Regions from separate parts of the Mus musculus genome. Here region 2 is linked to region 1. The links are chromatin loops, found by intact Hi-C in ENCODE. Cell type or tissue: gastrocnemius. All regions are shown on one strand. Links, peaks and the distances in the headings refer to the core of each region. The heading gives the core; the rest is flanking DNA.

Region 1 (5,395 bases), core at 227-5,226:
AGCTTTGACAATTGAAGTTGCCTGGAACATGGAGCAACCGATATAGTCACTCAGGCTTGACTTGTTAAAATATTAAATCAGTAGCTCTACGCTTGTGAGTCACAGTTTTTATAAAGGTCTTTCAAATCATAAAATCATGTCCAAATCATCATTATATAGCCTTAGTGTGTGTGTGTGTGTGTGTGTGTGTGTGTGTGTGTGTGCTTGTGCATGTGTGTGACAGGGAGAGAGAGACAGACACAGACACAGACACAGACACACAGAGAAAGATAGAGAAAGAGAACAGTGGCTCTGACTTGCTATGACTGCCACCAAGGGCTATAACATGACCCTCTGTGTGTAACACTGCTTCCTAGACACTGCATTCCTTGATTTGATCCCCACTTTGTGGCACATGTTCCTGCATTGTGCACACTGTGTGCAGTGCATACATATCATTTTGTTTATTTTCTTGTGTCTTCTAATATAGAAATAACAACTTTTTTCCTTATTGGACATCTGAAGGCAAATGGGCTCACCACCATCTTTTTCTGGAATCAAAACAAAGATGTTTGCCAAGGGTTTTTGATCATGATATGTCTACTCCAACCTCCATGGTCTGATCTGGGGGTAAGGTCTGAACTTGTGCTGTCATTGTTTCTGGCAATATACAGAGGACATGGGCTTCAGTAAGTTGGGCTAAAAGATCTTGGATTGATTATTCAAGACTGTATCACCCAGTGAAATTAATCATGTTAACCTTTCACATAAAAAAATTTTTAAAAACTTAAGACCTTCAAAAATAAAAAGAATAAAAGAGAAGAAATAACAAACATACCATCATCCAACTGGCAGAACACACACACACTCACACAAATACACACACACACACACACACACACACACACACACACACACACACACACACACATAATAAAAACATATATGTCTATTATAAATAATATATGTATATATTATAAATAACATATATGTATACATTAAAATCTGAATACATTTTATGGGATGTTCTATAAAGGAATACATATTACTATTTCAATGTTTAAAGTGGTTGGGAAAAATGTTGTCTGGTACTTGGAATTAAAATCAGACTTGTGTATGTGACAGACAGATGCTCTACCTGAGCTAAAACCCTACCCTATGAAAAGAATTTGAATTATTTCCAAACTTCCCTCTCCTTAGATATTATGTGTTCCACTCTATAAATAACAAAAAAATAGGAAGTCAGTTCATAGGATTCTGCTATAATATAATAAAGAAAATAATAAAAACCTCAAATTTAAAATTTTAATCTAGGTGACATATAGATAGGTATAGATACAGATATAGATGATATAAATATAGATGTGTCTGGAAGAATATATATCCAGATAGAGTAGTAATTATACCCAGATAATTGAAATAAACAATAAATTTTAGCCTTCACAGGTTTGTCTTTGGATTTCCAAAGTTTGATAATGATCTCTTTCTACAGCTCCCAAACATAATATAGCTAAATAGATTAAATATAGATGTATACATATAATAAATGGCTTGATACACATATTTATATACGTATACTGCTTGTGTATACATTTATGCATTTGCACATACATTCTTTCATAAATGGGTTTCCACAGGGCATAGTACATTATCCTGACAGTTAAAAAAGCAAACTGCAGAAGCCTCTGAGTTAGTTGGGTGTAGAATGATGGATCACGTTCTTTGGCGTGTGCCATAAATTAAAGCTTTGATAAGTTTGCGAAGTTTCAGTCACTATAGAACAGAAGTGGTGTCTCAGAAGCTTTTTAAAAGCTGTATGACTGCTGGCAATTGGCTTTGGGGAAGAAACGGATGCATTAAGCTTCCATTTCTTCATGTTTTACAACAAAATAGTACATTGTAAAGCTCTTCAGTATGTCAAAATGACTGTCCAAAGGCTGTCTGTAGTGGCCAGATGGTAGACTATATTTACCAGCTACTGTCAGAATTGGTCCTCAAATGTCAAAAATAGTTAATACAATTGAGAAAGACATCTGCCTTCAATAAACATAGAACTACTTCCCCACTTAGAAATACTACATCATTTTAGAATGTGTTACTGCGAATCTGCCTTTTTCCAAATGCAAATTTCACCGCAGCTCCAAATAAACAAACAAAAGCAATCGCTTAAAGCTAATGTATCATGCTATGAGAGCTTCTAACACTAATGGCATTGCACACACTAATGGGAAATGCACACACACTAATGGCACCTCTGTGTCCTGGAACTCTGATTATGAAAGCAGCTCAACATTTCACTGTGGCTCTGGCTTGCTGTGGCTGCCACTAAGGGCTATTGCATAAGCCTCTCAGTGTAAGAGTAATATTTTCTACCTCTTCCCTTTGGGTCCTATTTTTTCTTGACCTGATCCCTAGTCTGCAGTACGTACTACTTACTGTGTTGTGTATATTATTTGTTATGCATACATATGAGGGTTTTTGTCGTTGTTTTACTATAGAAATAGCAAACCTCTCTTCATCCAGCTGGCAGGAGGGGAATATTTTACTTACTATCTAAAAATCTGCTCAGTTATTTGAAATGCCTTTATGGAAAAAAGTGGTTCTTAGCAAAGAAGTGGGGAAGAAAAATTTGAATTTTTTAAAGTATAATTCATTTCCTAAAGCAATTCTAGGACTTAGAATTTATATATGCATTTGATTAAAATTTAACAAAATTTCCAGAATAAAAAATATTACATTCTTAAAATATTTTATATTTACAAAAATAAAAAATGAAGTGTCAATCAGAAAATTTAATTTAAAGACATTTAAGTATACCAAATTAAAAATTGAAAGCTATTTTAATGTATAATATTTATATTATATATGTTATAAGACTAAAAGGGATATTATTTGCATTTTTAATTTAATGGTCCTATTATACAAACATAATTTTTGATATCCTACAATGATGAGGATCCAGGTTGGGTCAGCAATTTTTGGATGAATAATTAATATATTTACATATAACATACCAGTGATAGGAATGTTCCAAGTCTTGACATGGACAAAAGAAAGAAGGTATTGAGAGACCCCTACTCAGCATGAGATTGCCCAGCTGGGGTGTAGCTCAGTGATATGGTGGGTGCAACATGCAGCATGTCAGAAAGAAAACAATAGAGGATGTAAGATGAGATTCCTGGTTACCCTTCTCTAAATGCGTGAGCTTTGTTGCCCATAAAAACCTTAAGTGTACAACAGGAGTCTAGGGAATGACATCATTGCTAACCCGAGTAAGGAACCCAAACCTTTAAGGATGCTGTAGCTCCTAGCATCCTTTCACTGGAACAAAATTTGTCCTGCATCTTTTCCCAGCTGATTCCTGTTATACTCTAGAAATGACAGTGCAGAATAATGCTGCCTGATGCTACTGGGCAACTGAAATGAGGCTGGTGTGACTGAATATTGAAGTTTTCATTGGGTATCATTTTAAGTGGTTTAAATTTATATTTAAAGGTGGAAATAACATGATTTTGTGTATTTCTACCTATTATTACATTTTTATATTATTGTTAAATATCATTACACTGTTAGACTATTAGCTTAAATAAAATACTTTGTTGTTATTCGTGTCACCTGTTTATTTAAAGTTCATTTTCAAATCTTCTTTCTCTTCCTGGTTCTCCTGTTGCCATGGCTCCTCAGAGTTTCCTAATAGAAGAGCATGGATTTCTAGTACTGTATCTTTCTTGTTGGCATGAATCATACAATTGTTGTTGAACCAGTCAAAGGTTTCACAAAGGGAAAGTATTTAATCCATTTGCAGACAGTAATCACATGTTTTCAGCAATGCTAAGAAGTTCTAGAAGCACCATCCCTTAGCACATATCCAGCAAGGACTTGCTTCTCCGAGAAATATCTCAGAGATTCTGCAAGGAACAAGCAGTAATGGGCTTGAACGGTGCAGATGCCCATAGCTAACACACTGGGAGTTCTTTCTTTCCGTCACCTTATGTTTTCTTGGGGTGTGGAACGAAACTAGAGCCTGTTTGCTAAGCATGGATGCAATCCTGAGTTCTGCGTTCATGTTTGGATTTCTTCTGTTGTTTTCAGAGGATGCTCTAAGCCCTTTCCATTGCATCGTACATAGGTACTCTTGCTTATATCTGCAGTACTCGTTTGCCAATACTTTTCCCAGTCTGTGAGTTGATATGACCAAAATAGCATGCTTCATATCACATGGTGAATATTACACCTTTTCTCTGACTGCATATACTTTTCACCTTAATCGTCCCTTCCAAATATCCACATACTCTTACTTATTTATTTACTTAGTTAAGTGATTGTTTCCCACTTACTTAGCGTACCTCCCTAACCTTGCACCTTTGCATTTCCGCGAAACTGTATACTTTCTGATGTGTTAAGTTAAACTGCAATTTGATTGCATCCCAATGTAACTATTCACCCTGAATGAGGTCTCCTTGAAGTAGTGCTCTTAAAAGTAACAAGTTCAGGTATTCAGAGAAGGAACCTAGAGTTATTGGCATGAGTAGTCCACAAGGCTTGACAGAGCACTTGGAAGGTTGCCTGGGTAGACAGTCAGTCCCATCTCAACCATGAACATCAAGAAAGTTCCGTGCTGTGGGAACCTAGACAGAGTCATAGTAAGGAATAGAAACAAACCGGGGACTGGTGGACAAATCTAATCACTTTTGAATATATTCACTAGCAGAAATATGAAGATACAGGTACTCAAAATTCAACTGCACCCAATGCTCATGTTTCTAATGGTCAATGTCAGCCAGAAGGAAGAGAATAAGGCATCCTGGCAAGGAATGGAGAGTCAGCATCTGGCCCAAAGAACAGGATGGTAAAGGGCACAAAGACTATTCATGGATTTTATACCCATTGATTTGATTTTTATTACTCCTTACAAAATTGCACATAAAAATAAAGTAGACGAATGACTATAAATCTTTAATATTACTTCAAACAGATTTAATTTTTTAAAATCTTTATTATAATAAAAAATTTAAAAACAAGTTGACAAAGTAGAATAGAATTTTGTCCAATTTTATGTCTTAAATTAGTTTTGGACAATGCTTGCAGCATAAGTATCAGGTTACATCTTCTCTCTGCTCTCTATTTCTGGTAGCTTCCCAGTCCTTTGAGCATCTCACTGTACTAAACTTCTGATTTACAGTATATAAATAAAATAGGAGGTCAGAGATGATTGAGAATATCAGGCCAAGCCTTCCTTTTCGAGGCATTCACTTAATAAAAGCAAAGGAAATATATAAACGTTAAAATGTTAAAGCATTTCCTTAGCAAGTTCAAATTAAAATCTGTGAACCAGAGGAACACACCTCACCACTTAGCTGTGCAGATAGCATCCAAAACAGTGCTGCCTTGGAACTTTTAGAATCCCATGTAATTG
Region 2 (5,395 bases), core at 291-5,290, 50 kb before region 1:
TCATCTTAATTTCTTTTTAAATTATAATGTTCAGTCTACATTGTGGCCAAGAGAACATAACTGGAATATGAATCAAATTATGTCTGTGTTTTTGTTAATAAAAAGAAAATTAAGCCATTCTAAAATTACTTTCCAAATCTGCCTGAAGAGGATTTTTTTATTATTATTTAAACTCAAATATAAAAGATCTTGTCAAAATATGCATGCAGAATTTCTTTCTTTGGAAGAAACCTGCTTCCTTTGAGAACAATGTCTACGGTCAAGGTTCCAATCTCCAAATATCTTTAATGTAGAAAGATTGATTTTAAAGAACCCTCATTGGGTAGCTTAACCGGTATGTTGTTCACCTTTCCCCAGTGCCCTCCCACATTCAAGTCCATCTTGCCTCATACATTGGGTCCTTTTCAGACTGTCTAGGGGAGCTACCAATGGCCATAGCAACGCAAATGTTATGTAAATTCCATATTTCATGGGTTGCATGTTAATTAAAGGTACACAATGCAATGTTGTGAAGTGATCACCTTTGGTGTCTTCTAATTCTGAGCTGCTTATTTGTTTGCAGACTAGATTTAAGCCAGTGCTTCTCAATGGTTGTAACCATGTTGTGGGTTGTGTATCGGATATCCTGCATATCAGATATTTACATTCCAACAGTAGCAACACTTATGAAGGAGCAACAAAACAGCTTTATAGTTCCACGACATGAGGAACTGTATTAAAGGGTCACGGCATTAGGAAGGTTGAGAACCACTGGTTTAGGCACCATTGCCTAAATTTATATGCAACACTATAGGCAAATGTAATTCCTTTAGACTCAGCAGAATCAAATATGTTTTTTTTTAATTCATGAAGGAGATTCCTTAGCCTGCTGATTTCCCTGTGATACTGGATTGGGTGCCTAATGTGAATCCTAGTAAATTATAAAAGGAAGTACATGGCTGCTTTATAGATTTGGTGATTTCTCCTGCACATTCTTTGATGTCTTATAGAGCTCTAGGCAGGGATACTTACTTCCTGGTGTCTTCAAACGCTTAAAAAGGTAGAAACTCTTGTTTACATTACTTGTTAACATCTTCTCTCTTTAGGCATTCTTACTCTATCTTACTTTTCATGAAAGTGTTTTCCTCTACATTTTTCTCTAGATCTCTAGATTTCTCTATCTTCCCCAACTTAATTTATGTCTTTGGATTTCTATAATGATGACTATCTGTTGATTCTCTCTGCTGTCTTCTGAGCCTAAGAGTGACTGAGTAGTGGAGGAGGAAATAAGAGATTTTAGGTAGGAGTTATTTCCCAATCTAGGAAATTGATATTATACCCAGTTCCCCCTCTCCTATACATATAAGTATTCAAGAAATATTCTCTTGCTATCATGAGCAAAAAAAAAAATATTAATCATCTGAAAATCTTTTCTTATTGGAATGAAAGAAGACGATCCCAGGCATCTTCCTGTACTGACTCTCATCCTTCTCCTTTGTCTCATTAGCCCCAGAATTGTATTACAAGTTAGATGTTGACAGAGCTGCAGAAAGAGAAAGAGATACCTTTTAAAGTATCTGCCCTTCTCCTACATGACACCTAAATTATTGATCCTTCATGGACAAGTCTTCTGCAATTTCAACAGAAGCAGCATGTTAATTTACATGATCCAGTTTAAATAAAATATGGCCTACTGGACATTTTACAACTTCTACCTTGAACTAGGTAGATGGCATAAGGACATTTATCCCCTGGGGCTGTGTCTGCTCTCTGTCCTACATAAAGGGAAGGAACCAACTGTGCCACTTATGAAATACTCGTGATGAAGTGTTCAGTGAGGGTGTTGACTTAGGAAGTCTCTGCTCTGACTTTCTGTGGTGATCATAATATTATGGAGAAATTTGTGTTTCACAGGACCACTGTGGTACCTGAGTTTGTGCATACATGTACAACTATATTAACAAATTATTATAGTAGAAAATGGGTCCTTGTTAAGTCAAGTTGGATAATGTGTTCGATGTATTTGGTTTATTCTTTGATGTGACTTAAAAACAACAACACTGCAAGGAATTTATTAGTAAAAGGAACAAAGCTAGAAGCCAAGTGCTCAATATCTGTCTCCAAAGTTTAGTTGAGAACCATTAAGTAGGGTTCATCTACAGCCATGAGTAAGAGAGGCAAACAAAATTAAAAGAGACAATGAACAAAACAGATAGGACTTGGCACCAAGTGTTCACAGAACTGTTGGTGAGATGACAGAGCACTGACTCAGGATACAAGCAGCTGCCATTTCAGAAAAGTTTTGAAATTTATGAGATAGTTTTACATTGTTTATATTCTGGCCTAGATTGGAATACATTATCACATTTTGCATTCATTTCTCATATATTACATCCTGAATGCAGTTTTCCCTCCTTCTACTCCTCCCAACCCTCCCCTCATGTCCTCTCTCTACCAGATACACTCTTCTCTGTTTCCATTCAGAACAGGGCAGGCCTCGCAGGGATATCAATGAACTAGGGCATAACATGTTACAGTAAGTCTAGGCCTTACACCCTCAAATAAAGGCTGGACAAGGCAATCCAGTAGGAGAAAAGGGGTCCCAAAAGCAGGCCCAAAACTCAGAGACAACACCTACTCCCACTATTAGGAGTATTGGGGTATAGGTAGCTTGTTAAGACCACTAGAATAGACCTAAAATAATATATTCCACCTGGTCTAAAAAGCTTTTAAGATGTGGCTTCAAATTACATCTTCAGTTCTTGTTCAGCTCTTGAAATACTGGGCATTCCAGTTCTACAAGAACACCAAGTTATCCAACCATAGCACATATGAGGAGAACCTAATGAAGACCTATATAGGATCCTTGGTTGCTGCTTCAGTCTCTGTGAGCATCTATTAGCCCTGCTTGGTTGGTTATGTGATCCATTTTCTTGTGGTATCTTCTAGCCATCTGGCTCCAACAATCTTCCTCCTCCATTCCTGCAGGACTCCTGAGGTCCACCTAATGTTTGACTGCAGGTTTCTACATCTGCTCCTATCAGTTGCTGGATGTAGCCTCTGTGGTGACAATTATCTTAAGTTTCAGTCTACGAATATATCAGAATATCATTAGTAATTATTCCATTGACTTTTGGGGTGTGTAGGGATAGAGGGAGAGAGTACTGGGGGAGATGACTGAAATGCAAGGTCGATGTAGAAATCTAGTGCAATGGAAACTCCCTAAAATCTATGAGGATGACTCTAGTGAAAACTAGTAATTGGAGAGATAGAATCTAAATATGAGCTAGTCATTTTCTGTACCCAGACTAGGCTTCCAGGATGGGACTGGGACATCAACCCAGATGCAAAACCTTTGACTTACAATTTGTCCTACCTATAAGATGTGCTTGGGGAAAAGTGGCTTAGAACTTGTGTGAGTGGCCAACCAATGATTGGTCCAGCTTTAAACCCATGCCCTGAGAGGGAGCCCATGCCTCACACTGCCTAGATGGCAAGGAACCAAAGGTTGGATAGGCCAGAGCCCTAGGATAGAACCAAATACATCTGGAAACAAAAGTGAATGAAATTATTTCTAATGATATTCTGCTATACACATTTAGCATCTTAAATCTTTCTGCTGACCTGCTAGACTACTGGAACAGACCTAAAATAATCTATTCTACTGGTCTAAAAAGTCCTTTAAGATGTGGCTTCAAACTGCCTCTTCAGTCCACATTCAGCTCTGTAAATGCTCGGCAGTCTGAGTCTGCCTCAAACACACCAACTGCTGTGTTGTTTCTAAACCAGCTTGTCAATGACACGTGTCTGTCGGTGCTGTACCCACATCCTCATCCTGTGTGCTCTGGTGTTGAAGATAATGCCCTCAGAAACCTGTTCCCAAGTCCCTGGCAAGCTAAACACTACTTTTTCTCTACTAGAGTAGTTTGTGCTTCTTTTTTGTTTGTTTTTGTTTTGTTTTGTTTTGTTTCCTAAAGAGGGTTTCTCAATGTATCCCTGAACCAGGCTGGCCCCAAATTCAGAGACTCACCTGCCTCTGGTATAAAAGGCATGGCCACCACCACATAGCTTGTGCTTCATTTTTAATAAAGTTTTAAGGTTACTCAAAGTTTCCTAGGTCTCCTCCAACATACAACACACAATTTTGAAAAGTTAAAACTACAAGTACTTATTAGGTAAAAAGATTAGTGAGTTTTACTGAGGATATAATGTGTATGGTGTTTCTCTCTGCTACTGACATGAATCAGAGGACCTTTCTAAGAATGTTGAGGCTTTCAGCACTCAGGGAACCCCAAGGAAGAAGAGGTAGAAAGAATGTAAGAGCCAGAGGGAGTGGGGGACACCAAGCAAACAGACCTTCTCAATCAATATGATCAATGCACATGTGCAAGAGCTCACAGAAACTGAGGCAGTGCGCACAGGTCTGCAAGGGTCCACCACATGTAGATTCCCAGTGCAGAAAACAGAGGACACAGGCTGTCCTCCCTAACCAAGAAGCAATCGCCAATTGATAGCCACTTGAAAATGAAAATTTAGTTTCTTCCAGGGGAGTCTCACTAAGAAAACAAACTATTCTTAAGCAGTAGAGAGGCAACAGAAAACTCAATTGCAGATTGGAGTTTCCTTGCATCATAATATCATCAGGACTCTTCCTGACTGTTTATTCTAATTTTATCTGATTATTTTTTAATTTTTATTTTATTTACATTTTTCTTTTCTTTTTACCTTACAGGTCCTTTCCATAGATATAACTTCCTGTTTAGTGTTTTTATGGCATTCTGGAATATGAAAATGAACTGGGTCTCTGTGTCTGTATGTGTTTCTTGTTCCTTCTCATAAGATTCTCCTTTACAGGGCTAATATCCAATATATGTAAAGAACTCAAGAAGTTGGACTCCAGAAAACCAAACAAACCTATTTTAAAATGGGGTACAGAGCTAAACAAAGAATTCTCAACCGAGGAATTCCAAATGGCTGAGAAGCACCTAAAGAAATGTTTAACATCCTTAATCATCAGTGAAATGCAAATCAAAATGACCCTGAGATTCCACCTCACACCAGTCAGAATGGCTAAGATCAAAAATTCAGGTGACAGCAGATGCTGGCGAGGATGTGGAGAAAGAGGAACACTCTTCAATTGCTGGTGGAATTGCAAGCTGGTACAACCACTCTGGAAATCAGTTTGAGGATTCCTCAGAAAATTGGACATAGTTCAACCAGAAGATAGAGAAATACCACTGCTGGCATATACCCAGAAGATGCTCCAACCTGTAATATGGACACATGCTCCACTATGTTCATAGCATCCTTATTTATAATATCCAGAAGCTGGAAAGAACCCAGATGTCCCTTAACAGAGGAATGGATACAGAAAATGTGGTACATTTACACAATGGAGTACTATGAAGCTATTAAA

Evidence for each region. A loop is a pair of places that touch in the nucleus more often than their neighbours do. Peaks named below come from ENCODE experiments on the same cell type or tissue, not always from the same donor. Only the 100,000 strongest peaks of a DNase experiment are listed, where the experiment ranks them.
Region 2: it touches region 1 in a loop (2.7-fold over the local background); 4 of 42 quality-filtered maps call a loop at or near these places.

The regions. Positions count from the first base shown.
Region 1 is chr3:60,460,106-60,465,500 of GRCm38, forward strand. No RefSeq gene overlaps it. Among named protein-coding and RNA genes, the nearest start is that of Mbnl1, 38 kb to the right of the region's middle. In gastrocnemius, for the core only: no CTCF peak of the experiment used is centred there; no DNase peak of the experiment used is centred there; H3K27ac peaks cover 425 bases.
Region 2 is chr3:60,410,181-60,415,575 of GRCm38, forward strand. No RefSeq gene overlaps it. Among named protein-coding and RNA genes, the nearest start is that of Mbnl1, 88 kb to the right of the region's middle. In gastrocnemius, for the core only: no CTCF peak of the experiment used is centred there; no DNase peak of the experiment used is centred there; H3K27ac peaks cover 263 bases.